3 separate regions of the Homo sapiens genome follow, and all the other regions are linked to region 2. A link is a contact called in ENCODE Hi-C or POLR2A ChIA-PET data. All regions are on one chromosome and are shown on one strand. The core of a region is the stretch at or near the end of the contact, and the rest is flanking DNA. Distances in the headings are between cores, read along the strand shown. Region 1 overlaps LINC02456 (long intergenic non-protein coding RNA 2456). Region 2 holds the start of PARPBP (PARP1 binding protein). Region 3 holds the start of CHPT1 (choline phosphotransferase 1).

What was found. A loop is a pair of places that touch in the nucleus more often than their neighbours do. ChIA-PET counts read pairs that join two places held with the same protein, here RNA polymerase II (POLR2A). Pooled maps may share reads with other maps.
Region 1: a map of PC-9 shows a loop between it and region 2 (3-fold over the local background). The contact joins the enhancer-like site here to the promoter of PARPBP in region 2. A Hi-C loop is called at or near these places in 1 of 168 maps with a recorded cell type or tissue (PC-9) and 1 of 50 pooled maps. POLR2A ChIA-PET finds 5 or more read pairs at or near these places in 1 of 52 experiments (activated CD8-positive, alpha-beta memory T cell).
Region 3: a map of CD4-positive, alpha-beta memory T cell shows a loop between it and region 2 (4-fold over the local background). The contact joins the promoter of CHPT1 here to the promoter of PARPBP in region 2. A Hi-C loop is called at or near these places in 1 of 168 maps with a recorded cell type or tissue (CD4-positive, alpha-beta memory T cell), 1 of 37 single-sample maps with no recorded cell type and 8 of 50 pooled maps.

The regions. Positions count from the first base shown.
Region 1 is chr12:102,560,869-102,564,882 of GRCh38, reverse strand. The region is part of intron 11 of LINC02456 (long intergenic non-protein coding RNA 2456); the gene reads right to left. Among named protein-coding and RNA genes, the nearest start is that of IGF1, 82 kb to the right of the region's middle. Within about 2 kb of position 1,590, at least 2 of the 41 ENCODE cell types and tissues checked have a DNase peak (open chromatin) inside an H3K27ac peak, as active enhancers do; they include PC-9, where a contact is called at or near this core.
Region 2 is chr12:102,117,935-102,121,744 of GRCh38, reverse strand. It overlaps PARPBP (PARP1 binding protein), which reads right to left and starts at 1,562. Exons shown (of 11, transcript NM_017915.5): 1 at 1,459-1,562. NUP37 (nucleoporin 37) reads left to right here and starts at 1,631. Exons shown (of 10, transcript NM_024057.4): 1 at 1,631-1,695; 2 at 3,162-3,382. The coding sequence starts at 3,227. RefSeq lists enhancers at 159-716, 1,761-1,830.
Region 3 is chr12:101,696,361-101,700,220 of GRCh38, reverse strand. It overlaps CHPT1 (choline phosphotransferase 1), which reads right to left and starts at 2,581. Exons shown (of 9, transcript NM_020244.3): 1 at 2,087-2,581. The coding sequence starts at 2,359. RefSeq lists silencers at 1,848-2,037, 2,298-2,637 and an enhancer at 2,858-3,107.

The DNA of each region.
Region 1 (4,014 bases), core at 341-2,840, 440 kb before region 2:
AATATAGCTAACACTACCTAGGGATATGGGGAACATCCATCTCAGGTCAGAATTTTAACAAGTAGTAATCTAGGTGAAGAGCTGTCTGGTAGTGGTTATTTAGGATTTTCTAGGCAAAGACACAGGCTTTTATTATTGCAAGTAATTCAAGAGTTTCTATCTCTTAGTCTGTGAAAAAACCCAGGCTTGACCAAATATGCTCATTCCATGGAACGAGGGGAAATGTCTAACTAGTCCATCTTTGTGCTGCTGCCACCAGAGTAGGAATAAATCATGTTATTTGTACATTATACATTGGTACAGGAATTCTCAAGGGGTGGCAACAAAGAACTTCAATGTATATAGTCAGGTGGACATTCCCTTTTTTTTTTTTTTTTTTGTCGACTCAAAGGAAAAACTTCCCCTTCACTGAGGGTTTGCTGAAAATCAACTGATCAAAGGCAGATTAATAGGGGGAAAAGCATACAGGTTTATTAAATCATAGTTTTATATGACGTGGGGAACTTCAGCATGAAGACCTAAGGATATAGGGGGAACTATCCATTTTATGTGTAGGTTAAGGAAGTATGGACAGCTGTGTAGAAAGAGGATGGAACAGAAAGGCTATGACCTAATGCTACTAGACTAAGTGGCGAAAACCAGCAAGGACTGTCTGTCTAGATTCTTCTTGGCCTCTCTGAGCAGCGTTCCTTCCTTCTGGGTGTGGGGCAGGACCTTCTCTGGAATGAGGATCTTATGACCTGCAATCAAGCAGGTCAGATAATTTATTTAAGTCTAGTTTTTACACAGAAAGGAGGGAAGGGGTTAGAGTACTATTTTCAGGTTTTATGGCCGGCTTTGGTGAAAAGGGGGTCTGTTTTCTTTTTTTTTATTATTATACTTTAAGTTCTAGGGTACATGTGCACAACGTGCAGGTTTGTTACATATGTATACATGTGCCATGTTGGTGTGCTGTACCCATTAACTTGTCGTTTACATTAGGTATATCTCCTAATGCTGTCCCTCCCCCCTCTCCCCACCCCACAACAGGCCCCGGTGTGTGATGTTCCCCTTCCTGTGTCCAAGTGTTCTCCAAAAGCAATGGCAACAAAAGCCAAAACTGACAAATGGGTTCTGTTTTCTACAACCCACTTTGGGGAAGAAGGATTCTAATGTCTACAGCAAGCCTCAGGGTAGACTGAGGGGCAGGAGGGCAGGAGAAAGTGACAGAGAAACGTTTGCTTCTGAGGCTGCTGCTGAGGCCTTCATTTTGAGGTGTTATATTTTGAGCCCCAACAGTCTGTGCATATTCCTTTGTGTTTTCAAAATCAGTGAATTTCAAATCTAAGTTCCCCTTACACTGCGCAGTTCATGTGTTCTACAATGGTCATTTGGGGCCTCCTCTCATGCCTGGCATTAGATAGATCCGGGGTCTTCTGTAGGACCCTGAAACAGGGAGTCCCCCTTATCCACCAAGCACTGTAGAGATGCATTAGTTCTGTTTTCTCTTCTGGTGGTCCCTTCAGATCGTGGGACTGCAAAGTGACTCTGGGGAGCCCAGTGTTTATTTGTGGCCTCTGCCACTGTCCCCTCTGAGATCAGCCACCTCCTTGGAGCACTGCCAGGGAGTGACGATGTAGGAACCTTGTCCACTGCTCCCAGAAACCACAAACCTCTGCCCCCTTCCTACTGTCTGAGATTTCTTTTTTTAGCTTGGGAGAATCTTCCTCCCACTGTTTACCTTTTCCTCAGGGCTATCCTCTCTCTCCTCAAACTCTCTAGACTAGAGCACCTAGAAAATACCCTCAGTGGCATGGAATTTTGAAAACAAAAGCCAGGAAAGACAATTGTTTATATCCTTCATTCCTTGCCACATACCTGCCTGAGACCAAGGAAGCAGGCTCCTGCTGCCTGCTAAGTTGGGGAACTGCAGAGGAGGAAACCCAGGAAGAAGGAATGAAATGGGAAATAATTATCTTGCTACAACAATGGCACCTGTGTTTCTGTCCACCTAGGGAGCCATTTTTATCAGAAACTTCCAAATTTGCCTCTTTCAGAGGTCTCTCCTTCCCTTTCTGCCCCAAAGTGCAGGACTCCAGCAACAGCAAGTCGGATACCCTGAGAAGAGGCCCCCAGACATTGTGTGTGCATGTTTGCTTGTTTTAGTGTGCTTGCATTTGTTTCGATTAACAGTTGCACTAGTTATCAATGATTAAATGTCTGCAGTTTTTTCACATAAAATCAGGATATCTTGGCTTTTTTTTTTGGACTCTTCCAAAGTACCGAAGCTGCATTCCCAAATGGCGACAGTGGAGCGCTGACTAGTGAACCTTGTCCTCCTTCAGATGGAGTGCGCGTCACCTGGTTTCCTACAGAACCCAGCACCCCTAACTCCCTAAAATCCAGGTCTGGTGCCAGATGCCAAGTATCATTTAATTGGGATACTGTTTTCTAACCCTACAGATCAGAGGAAAATAACTATTTTATGGACCCATGTTTAATGTAGAGAAGTTAAAGGCAGACCAAGAGCAAAGAGGGCATTTTTGCTTTAGGAAAAGTGGGAGTGAGGGCATTTCCTTGTGGAAGTGAAAATATTTGCACATGTTTAGTATGCGTGCGAAGTGTGTCTGGGTCTGAGAATACAACTTCAGAGTAGAGTTGCCAGATGAAATACGGGATACAGTTGAATTTGAATTTCAAATAAACAATGGATTTTTTTTAGTGGGAGTATGTCCCAAATATTGCACAGGCAATATACTTTTAGTTTAAAAAATCATTGTTTCTCCAAAATTTAAATTTAACTGGAAATTTTGTACTTTTTTCCCCTCCTAAATCTAGCCATCTTACCGGAGAGGCTGTTGGAAATCAAATCTGTCTCCTTGCTCATTTTCTTTACCTGCCATGCCTATTTCCTGCTATGGTGGTGCAGGGAAGGTAGAAGCACAGGCTCTAGAGAATTCAGAATTGCAACCTTTAAATGTAGATAGCAAAGGCTGCATTTCGAATCTAAATATGGACCTTGAGCAAGTACAGACAAAGAGAATGAAGCTTCTTTTTAATAAGGATCTTAGTACCCAGAGAGAAGACTTTTGTGTGAAAATATCAGAGATTTGGCCAGGTGCAGTGGCTCATGCCTGTAATCCCAGCACTTTGGGAGGCCGAGGTGGGCAGATCACCTGGGGTCAGGAGTTCAAGACCAGCCTGGCCAACACAGTGAAACCCCGTCTCTACAAAAATTAGCCAGGCATGATGGCGCATACCTGTAATCCCAGCTACTCGGGAGGCTGAGGCAGGAGAATCACTTGAACCCGGGAGATGGAGGTTGCAGTGAGCCAAAATCATGCCATTGCACTCCAGCCTGGGCAACAGAGAGAGACTCTGTCAAAAAAAAAAAAAAAAAAAATTCAGAGGTTTTAAGAACATAAGATCCCAGTGGATAGTTTTTTGTTTTTTTTTTTAAATCGAAAACAGATCTGAACAAAGATAATTCCCTAACCACAACTCGTCAAGGGGTTTTAGCAAATGCTTAGTGAGAAGCAATTAGACATTACTATGTGCCATATAGTTTCCCAGGTCACATATGATTGTGTTTGTGTGATCATTAAACTAGTTGTGATCTTCATTCCACTCATTCTCAATTAAATCTTTGTTAAAGAATTGGAACCATTCACAGGAAGTGTTTTAGATAGATTCCTGGGCTGCGTGTGTCTGGGTTCTACCTGAATACCACAGTCATGACTTGGGTTCTCAGAGCAGTTAATATTTTGAAACCCACAGGTTTGGGATATTTGGAAACAGATGGCTGATTAAGAACCTGATTCCAGGCAGGGCGCGGTGGCTCACGCCTGTAATCCCAGCACTTTGGGAGGCCGAGGCGGGTGGATCATGAGGTCAGGAGATCGAGACCATCCTGGCTAACAAGGTGAAACCCCGTCTCTACTAAAAATACAAAAAAAAATTAGCCAGGCACGGTGGCGGGCGCCTGTAGTCCCAGCTACTCGGGAGGCTGAGGCAGGAGAATGGCGTGAACCCGGG
Region 2 (3,810 bases), core at 313-2,812:
TGGTGAAACCCTGTCTACTAAAAATTAGCTGGGTGTGGTGGTGTGTGCCTCTAACCCCAGCTACTTGGGAGGCTGAGACAGGAGAATCGCTTGAACCAGGGAGGCGGAAGTTGCAGTGAGCCAAGATAGCACTACTGCACTCCAGCCTAGGTGACAGAGTGAGACTCTGTCTTAAAAAAAAAAAAAAAAAAAAAAAAAAGAGCATTACTATGGTGACAGAAAACCAAGAGTCTCATTCAGGGATCAGCTAATTTTTTCTAAAGGAACAAACAGTAAATATTTGAGGCATGCACAACTACTCACTTTGACCTTCTAGTGTGAAAATAGCCATGGACATACATAAACAAACAAATGAGTATAGCTGTGCTCCAATAAAACTTTTTTTATGGACACTGAAATTTGAATTTCATGTAATTTTTACACATCACAAAACATTATTCTTTTCATTTTTTCCCCCAACCATATAAACACGTAACACTCCTTCTTAGCTCAGGAGCTGGCTGCACAAAAACAGGCAGCACAGCCAGTTTGCCAACCCCTGGTCTAGTCCCAGCTCTTCCTGTAGCTAGCTGGCTGTGGGAGCCTATGCCATAAGCCTTACACGTGGTTCCTAGGTGGAGGCATCATCACACAGAAATACTTGCCTTCCAGTCCCTTGTGAGAAGTCAATGAGACAATAAATATGCAAGCACTCTGAATGGCAGGCTGCACTATACAAAAAAACAGTAGCCAAAGGCAGCAGCGATAACACTTGTTTTTAAAAAATTGGATTCCAAGTTGCTCTAGAGCAAAAACTGTGAGACAGAAAATTGTCACTGGGCAGGCAGTGTGAAATGGTTGAAAGAACTACACTTCCGAGTCAGATATCACTTCCAGGCTCCCCCTTTATGACCTGTAGTCCTTCGGTATTTAAAATCTCTAATGAGCATAAGTTTCTTCACCTGCAAAACCAGGAAGGGAATTCCTACCTCACAGAATGAGACGTTAGTGAAACAAGTACATAACCCACCTAGTGCCAGGCATTTAGTAGGTGCTCAATTTAAAAATTGCACTCAACATCATTATCAGTGTTCGAGTGCAAGTCCCAAAGGTTCCTTGGGAGGCTGTAACTAATCAGGAGTAGGAGAAAGTTGAGGAATTGGAGTCCGTGTACATAGTGGGACTAGAACCCAGGTTTCCTGCCTAACTAATGGAAGTTAAGCAGGCCTCTACGGGCCTGTCTTCCAAGCTGCAGACGAACCCTCAGGACCTACCAGCTCCATCGCTAGATACTGTGAACTCCGCCTACAGCCCCCAGGCCCAACCAGGCTCGAGCGTCAAGTCACTGCACCATAATACTTCGGTCCCACGGCACTTTGCTACGACCGAGGTATTACAGTGCAAAACACCCTCAAAAGCCACAGCCTGAATCACCACTTAAAAATGCGACAGGGCAGGTAGGGCAGACGCGAGACTTACGTGATTAGGGGTAGACCCGAAGACGTACTCTTCAGTGTGCGGAAGGATCCCCAACGGGATGCCCTCCCGCGGCCGCCGCAGTCGCCGCTGTCGCCGCTGAATACAGTTCAAACCTCGCGGGAGGCCCCGGGAGCCAATCGCTGCGCTCGCCCTCCGACCCGGAAGCAGAGCCACAGCGCGTCGCGGCAGCCCCCAAGGAAGACCAGCCTGCCTCTGGTCGGTTCCTGGCGCTCTGCGGTGCGTATCGAGCTGGGAGCCCGAGAGGCCGGGATGCTTTTCTGCCGGCCGCCCAGCCTTGCCACTCTATTCCCAGGAGTTCTTCCTTCCCACTTCGGGCCCCGGGAGGTGGGAGCGGGGTCTTGAGGAACTCGCCTGGCCCGGGGAGAGGTGTCGGCGCTCATTGCAGAGACTTATCTTGTTCCCTCCCTTCTTCTCTGCCGTTGTAGTTTTACAGGGGCAAGTCCTGTCCAACGTGTACGGTGAGGCCCCGGCCACTGCTTTAATGAGCAGTAGGTGTAGGGACGGAACAATTTCGTGACCTCGAATCTCTTGCACTTCTATACCTCTCTGTCTCCGTGTCCATAACACTTGCTGGTCACCCTTCAAAAGTCTCCAGTCCCTGATGTCCATTCCTAAAGTTACTAGTTTATAAGCGTCTCGAGGTGGGACTCATTCTCAGTACATACTCTTAAGGTGCTTGATATGTTTGTTACTGAGTCCAGCTGTTTTCAGGACAACCCTTGTGTCGAATTTTTTAAAAAACCAAAAACTCTAAAACCCATAATTCTCATGTGGGAATGCTACTTCCAGAATGCACACTAGTCCCTGACAGGTTAAGGTCTTCTGCCTAGTTTTAAGAATATTATTATTTTAATTTTTAAGTTCCGGGATACGTGTGCGGGACGTGCAGGTTTATTACAAAGGTAAAACGTGTGCTATGGTGGTTTGCACACCCATCACCTAGGTATTAAGCTCCACATGCATTAGCTATTTATCCTGATGCTCTCCCTCCGCCCAACCCCCTGAACATTATTTTTATATCACACATTTTGGTACTCCTTAACAACAGATCCTGTATTTTCTATCTGTTTATATTATAGCCCTTTTCACGTTGAGTCATAACTATCCCTAAACTGTGGTCTCCTTCAAGCCAGGAGGCTGTTTTTTTCTTCATTAGCGCTGGTTCTCCACACACAATGAAGTCTTCCAAATCCTGGCCCTGCTTATGAGCTTGGCAAGTTAGTTAACCTACTGAAGCCTCAGTTTCTCCATCTACAAAATGGAGACCAGAGGTAGTACCTGCCTTTAGATTTGTACAGATACCAGATGTGATCATGTCAGTAAAATGCTTAATATGGTACCTACAAATAGTGGTTCATAAAAGTTATTAATTTTTATTAACATTTGCTGTTAAAATGATTCCATCTTCAGATGAAATACTATTTGTTTTAGATAATCTAAACAGAACTTTGCAGTGTTATTGTCTGCTAGAATCACAGATATGGGAAAGAGCTGTGGAGCAAATGTGGAACCATTAATAACTAGATTTAATATTTTTCCTGCAGTTTCTGTCCCTTGATAAGTACTTTAAATGTTTCTTTTGAGCTTTCTGTCTCATTGTAACACCACAACCTTATTTTGATGCATTTGCTGAATGACTAACATATTGACCATTGTAATTGTACCTGTGCTCTAATCCACAGTTTCGTGACCTTGTCCAGTAGAAGGCTATTTAATTTTCACAACTGCTTGAATTTTGACATACAAGATGAAGCAAGATGCCTCAAGAAATGCTGCCTACACTGTGGATTGTGAAGATTATGTGCATGTGGTAGAATTTAATCCCTTTGAGAATGGGGATTCAGGAAACCTAATTGCATATGGTGGCAATAATTATGTGGTCATTGGCACGTGTACGTTTCAGGTTAGTCTACAAAACTGCACCGAATGACAGTGAACATATTTCACTACTAAGAGAACTTACACAAACCAAATCTAAACTTTGAAAGTATATTGAGTTTGAATGTTAAAAAAAAAAAAGATAAGATCCATAGAGAAAGATGTTCCCAGTTATATGTGCCTGAGATTTATGTAAACATTATATAGATAGTGAAAAAGAATGGTATGAGGCTTCACTTTTGCCTCATGATCATTAATGGAATATTCTGATAAGTGAAGGCTATGATTAACTGAACATTGGTATGTACAGGAAAAAAACAATATAAATGAGATCCAATTAATTACGGTTTTTCTACATCCTGCTTTGACATACAAAACCAGCTAATGTTGAGAGCCCAAAAAACAATCTTCCAGGAGATTTTATAGCTTTTATAATATTCAGCTTTCCTATTA
Region 3 (3,860 bases), core at 1,332-3,831, 420 kb after region 2:
CTGCTCTTTCTAAGTGTTCAACAAATGCTTCTTAAATTAATAATAACATTGAAGAGTCCACAACTTAACTGGCCAATATCAGAAACATTCAAATGCTGTTAGCTAAATCTGGACCCAATCAAAACTAAATTTTATTATGTGTTTTCAGGATGTTGTCTGATAACAGTAATATTTTTAATGTGTTGAGTGATATTTTTAATTTGTTAGGCACATCGCAATCTTTTACATTTATCTGCATATATATCATTTGGTCCTCACTGCATCCTTGTCAAGTTGTTTTGGCAGGCATTATTTTCTATTGTATCTGTGGGAACACAGACCCAGCAGGTCTGTGGTGGAAGAGCCAGTTAGAAACCAAGACCTCCACTTCCAACCCAGCTATCCTTTCATTCTAACACACTCCCTCTGGTAAATTCTAGAAACAGGCAGCAAAACAGCCAAAAACTAAAGCAGCTTACTTTTTCATATGTAATATGTAAATGAATAGCAATGGCAAATGACAATGGGAATGTCTATTAAGAAATATATAATAAGCCTGGCGCAGTGGCTCACTCCTGTAAATACCAGCACTTTGGGAGGCCGAGGCAGGCGGATCACTTGAGGTCAGGAGTTCGAGACCAGCCTGGCCAATATGGTGAAACCCCGTCTCTACTAAAAATACAAAAATTAGCCGGGCGTGGTGGCAGGCACGTGTAGTCCCAGCTATTCAGGAGGCTGAGGCAAGGGAATCGCTTGAACCCAGGAGGCAGAGGTTGCAGTGAGCCGAGATCACCACATTGCCCTCCAGCCTGGGTGACAGAGCGAGACTCTGTCTCAAAAAAAAAAAAAAGAAAAGAAATACATAATAAGCATACCAATCCATTGACAAGATATTTTAAAATGTAGGCTCGATCAAATTTTTGTTTTTAAAGGATGCATGAGCCTGGCCAACATGGTGAAACCTTGTATCTACTAAAAACACAAAAGTGAGTCGGCCGTGGTGGCACGCGCCTGTAATCCCAGCTACTTGGAAGGCTGAGGCAGAAGAATCGCTTGAACCCTGAAGGCGGAGGTTGCAGTGAGCCGAGATCGAGCCACGGCACGGCACTCCAGCCTGGGTGACAGAGTAAACCCCTGTCTCAAAAACAACAACAAAATGGATGCATGCATGGAGGGCATGAAATATTTCCACTGTATTTCTGTTAATCCAACCTCAACCTCCATGAGTCCTCCACAAGGCCTACACTCAAATGATTATAAAGGGACTTCACTATTTGGAGCAGAGAATAGAAAGTAATGTCACAGAATGTGCAATGTAATATTTATCCCACGTAGTATAAACTATAGATGGGAGTGAACTCCACTCTGCCCCCTATCCCTCCACACTCAGCCCAAAGGGTGCTTCTGATGAACAGCTATCCAAAGCCTATATTTACTCCTTATTTTGTACAAAGGTCAAATGTAATTATTGCTAATAAAATGTTGGGGTTTTTTTAATCCCTAGGTTGTGATGACAAAAAAATTATTGCCTTGATAACATTCCAGTTTGTTTTTCTTGAAAAAGTCGATGAAGCAAAGAGGAAGTTACCTCTTAACTCATCTTTGATCAGTGCTACCGGTCATTTCAAGATCACTAGCTCAACCTTCCAGAAACGAACGGTTACGAAAGTATTCAAAGGGCGTCTCGGGCTTGGCACAAGTCCCTGTGCCAGGCAGGACGGAGATGGGGGTGTTCAGTCCCCAGTGTGCAAAGCACCCGACCGCGGGTCCGTCTCACAGGTTGGCGCCGCATGGGATAGCGGCTGGGCAGGCGCCCTCCGGCCCGTCCGCGGCCGTGGGGAGGATCTGCGCGGACATAGGACCTGGGGCAGTGACCTTAACAGCCCCTCCGCTGCCCAGGGGAGGCTTGGGATGGTCACGGGATTGGGATAGTGGCGTGACAGTCTCCAGGCGGCCCAGGGCGGACACCGCCCGGGGCAGTGGCCAGTCCGCCCCTCCGGGGCCCGGGAGAGGCTCAGCCGCGCGTGGGTCCGCCCTTCCCCCGGCGCCTCCAGCGACCCGCCCGCAGCGCATCTGGGGCCCGGCTCGGGCGATCGGCCAGCCCTACCTCTTCGGTGGCCGTGGGACAGTAGGAGATGAGCACGAGCGTGGTGACCACGTTGACGGCGAGCCCCAGCAGGGTGATGGAGTTGGGGGCCATCCAGAGCGGGATCCACTGGAGCAGCCAGGTCCAGTAGAGCTGCAGCGGCGGCTCGAGCAGCGAGACGCCCGCCGCGCTGTAGCGGTGCTCCTCCAGTCGCCGCAGCTGCGCCGCGCTCAGCGGCTCGCTCAGCGCCCTCAGCCAGCGCGGCGCGGACCCGGCCCCGGCGCCTGCCGCCATGGCCGCCTGAGGGCCCCGCCGCCGCCACCGAGCGCAGCCCGCGCCTGGCGCTGGGGGCAGGGAGAGGTGGAGGGAGAGGCTGGCGGCCGGGTCCTGCGACTGCCGGGCTGGACTCACCGGTCGGGCCCGCACGGCGGAGGTCGAGGTCAGGCCGGCCTGCCCGGCTGCCGGGGCCCCAGCCCCAGAAGCTGTGGGGCCGCGGCTGCGGCTCGCGGGTGGGGCGGGGCCTCGGGGAGGGGTCCGGCTGGGGGCGGGGCGGAGGGGGTCCTGCTAGGGGCGGGGAGGCGGGTGCCGCGCTCGCGGGTCACCCTCGGCGCCCGCCAACGGCAACTTGTTATCGGCGATCAAGGTCCTTGACTCCCCAGGGGCCGGCTGCACTGCGCCTGAGGTCTGATGTCTTAACCCACGGCGTCGGATTACGCCCTGAGGTCGTCTCCTCGCGGGCTGCACCACGACCGAGCCGGTTCCTCTCCTAGGGGTCGGAACACGACTCCGGTCGCCCAGTGTTAGCCACTGCAGGACCACGCTGCCCGCAGAGCCTGGGGGTTTTCGTGTGAGAACACAGTTTTGCAGGGCTCGGGTCACGGGGGTGACGGCCCCATCTGTCCTGCTTGGTAAAACACACAAGCACAATTCTCCCTTTCTGTACGGAGGAAGGCGGCCCTGCCATGTATTCGCTCTAGAGACCCATCACTGCGGATTCAGAGACCAAGGTTTTGAAACTGAAAATCAGGGCTTAGAAACACTAACAAGGAGACCGAATGGCTGAAACCCCGATACCTATTTTCTTCAGCGCATTTGATACCAACAAGGGTGAATATTTTTACACATACTCTTCCCTGGAATAAAGGGCAGGAGTGTCCTCCCCCTGCAAGGGGGAACAGGCTGGCTTGCCACACGCATTGGTAGGTCACCGGCCCCTTATCTCACAGTGCACTCACTTGGACAGGGGACATCTGTCATAAACACGTTCTGTTGCACAACCTGAGACAGGCCTGTCACTTGCTTTGCTCTTCACTTCATGGCTCTGATCTGCACGCACTTTCTAAGGCCTAGGACAAGCCAGAAATTGCTTCCAAGACACTTGTGTGGCGCAACCTCTATCGGCAAGTGCAGTTTGCCTCACGGGCTTCGTCAAACACTTGGCACAGGGGTCCACGAACTGCTGCCTGTGTGCCAGACCCAGCCCACCACCTGTTTTCCTACAGCCCTCCAGCTAAGTATGGTTTTGACATTTTTAAATGATTGGAAAAAATCAAAAGAATACAATTTTGTGTTGTGAAATTATATGAAATTCAAAGTTCAGTGCCACGAATAAAGCCATGTTTATTCCTTACCTATTGTTTGGCTGCCTTCATGCTACAAGGGCAGCAGAATTCAGTTGTGACAGACCGTATGGCTGGCAAAGCCTGGACTATGTCCTACTAGGCCCTTTAAGGAAAAAACTGGCAACCACTGCCTTAGAGCAATGAGGGTCTCTACAGACCAAGCGTATATGTCT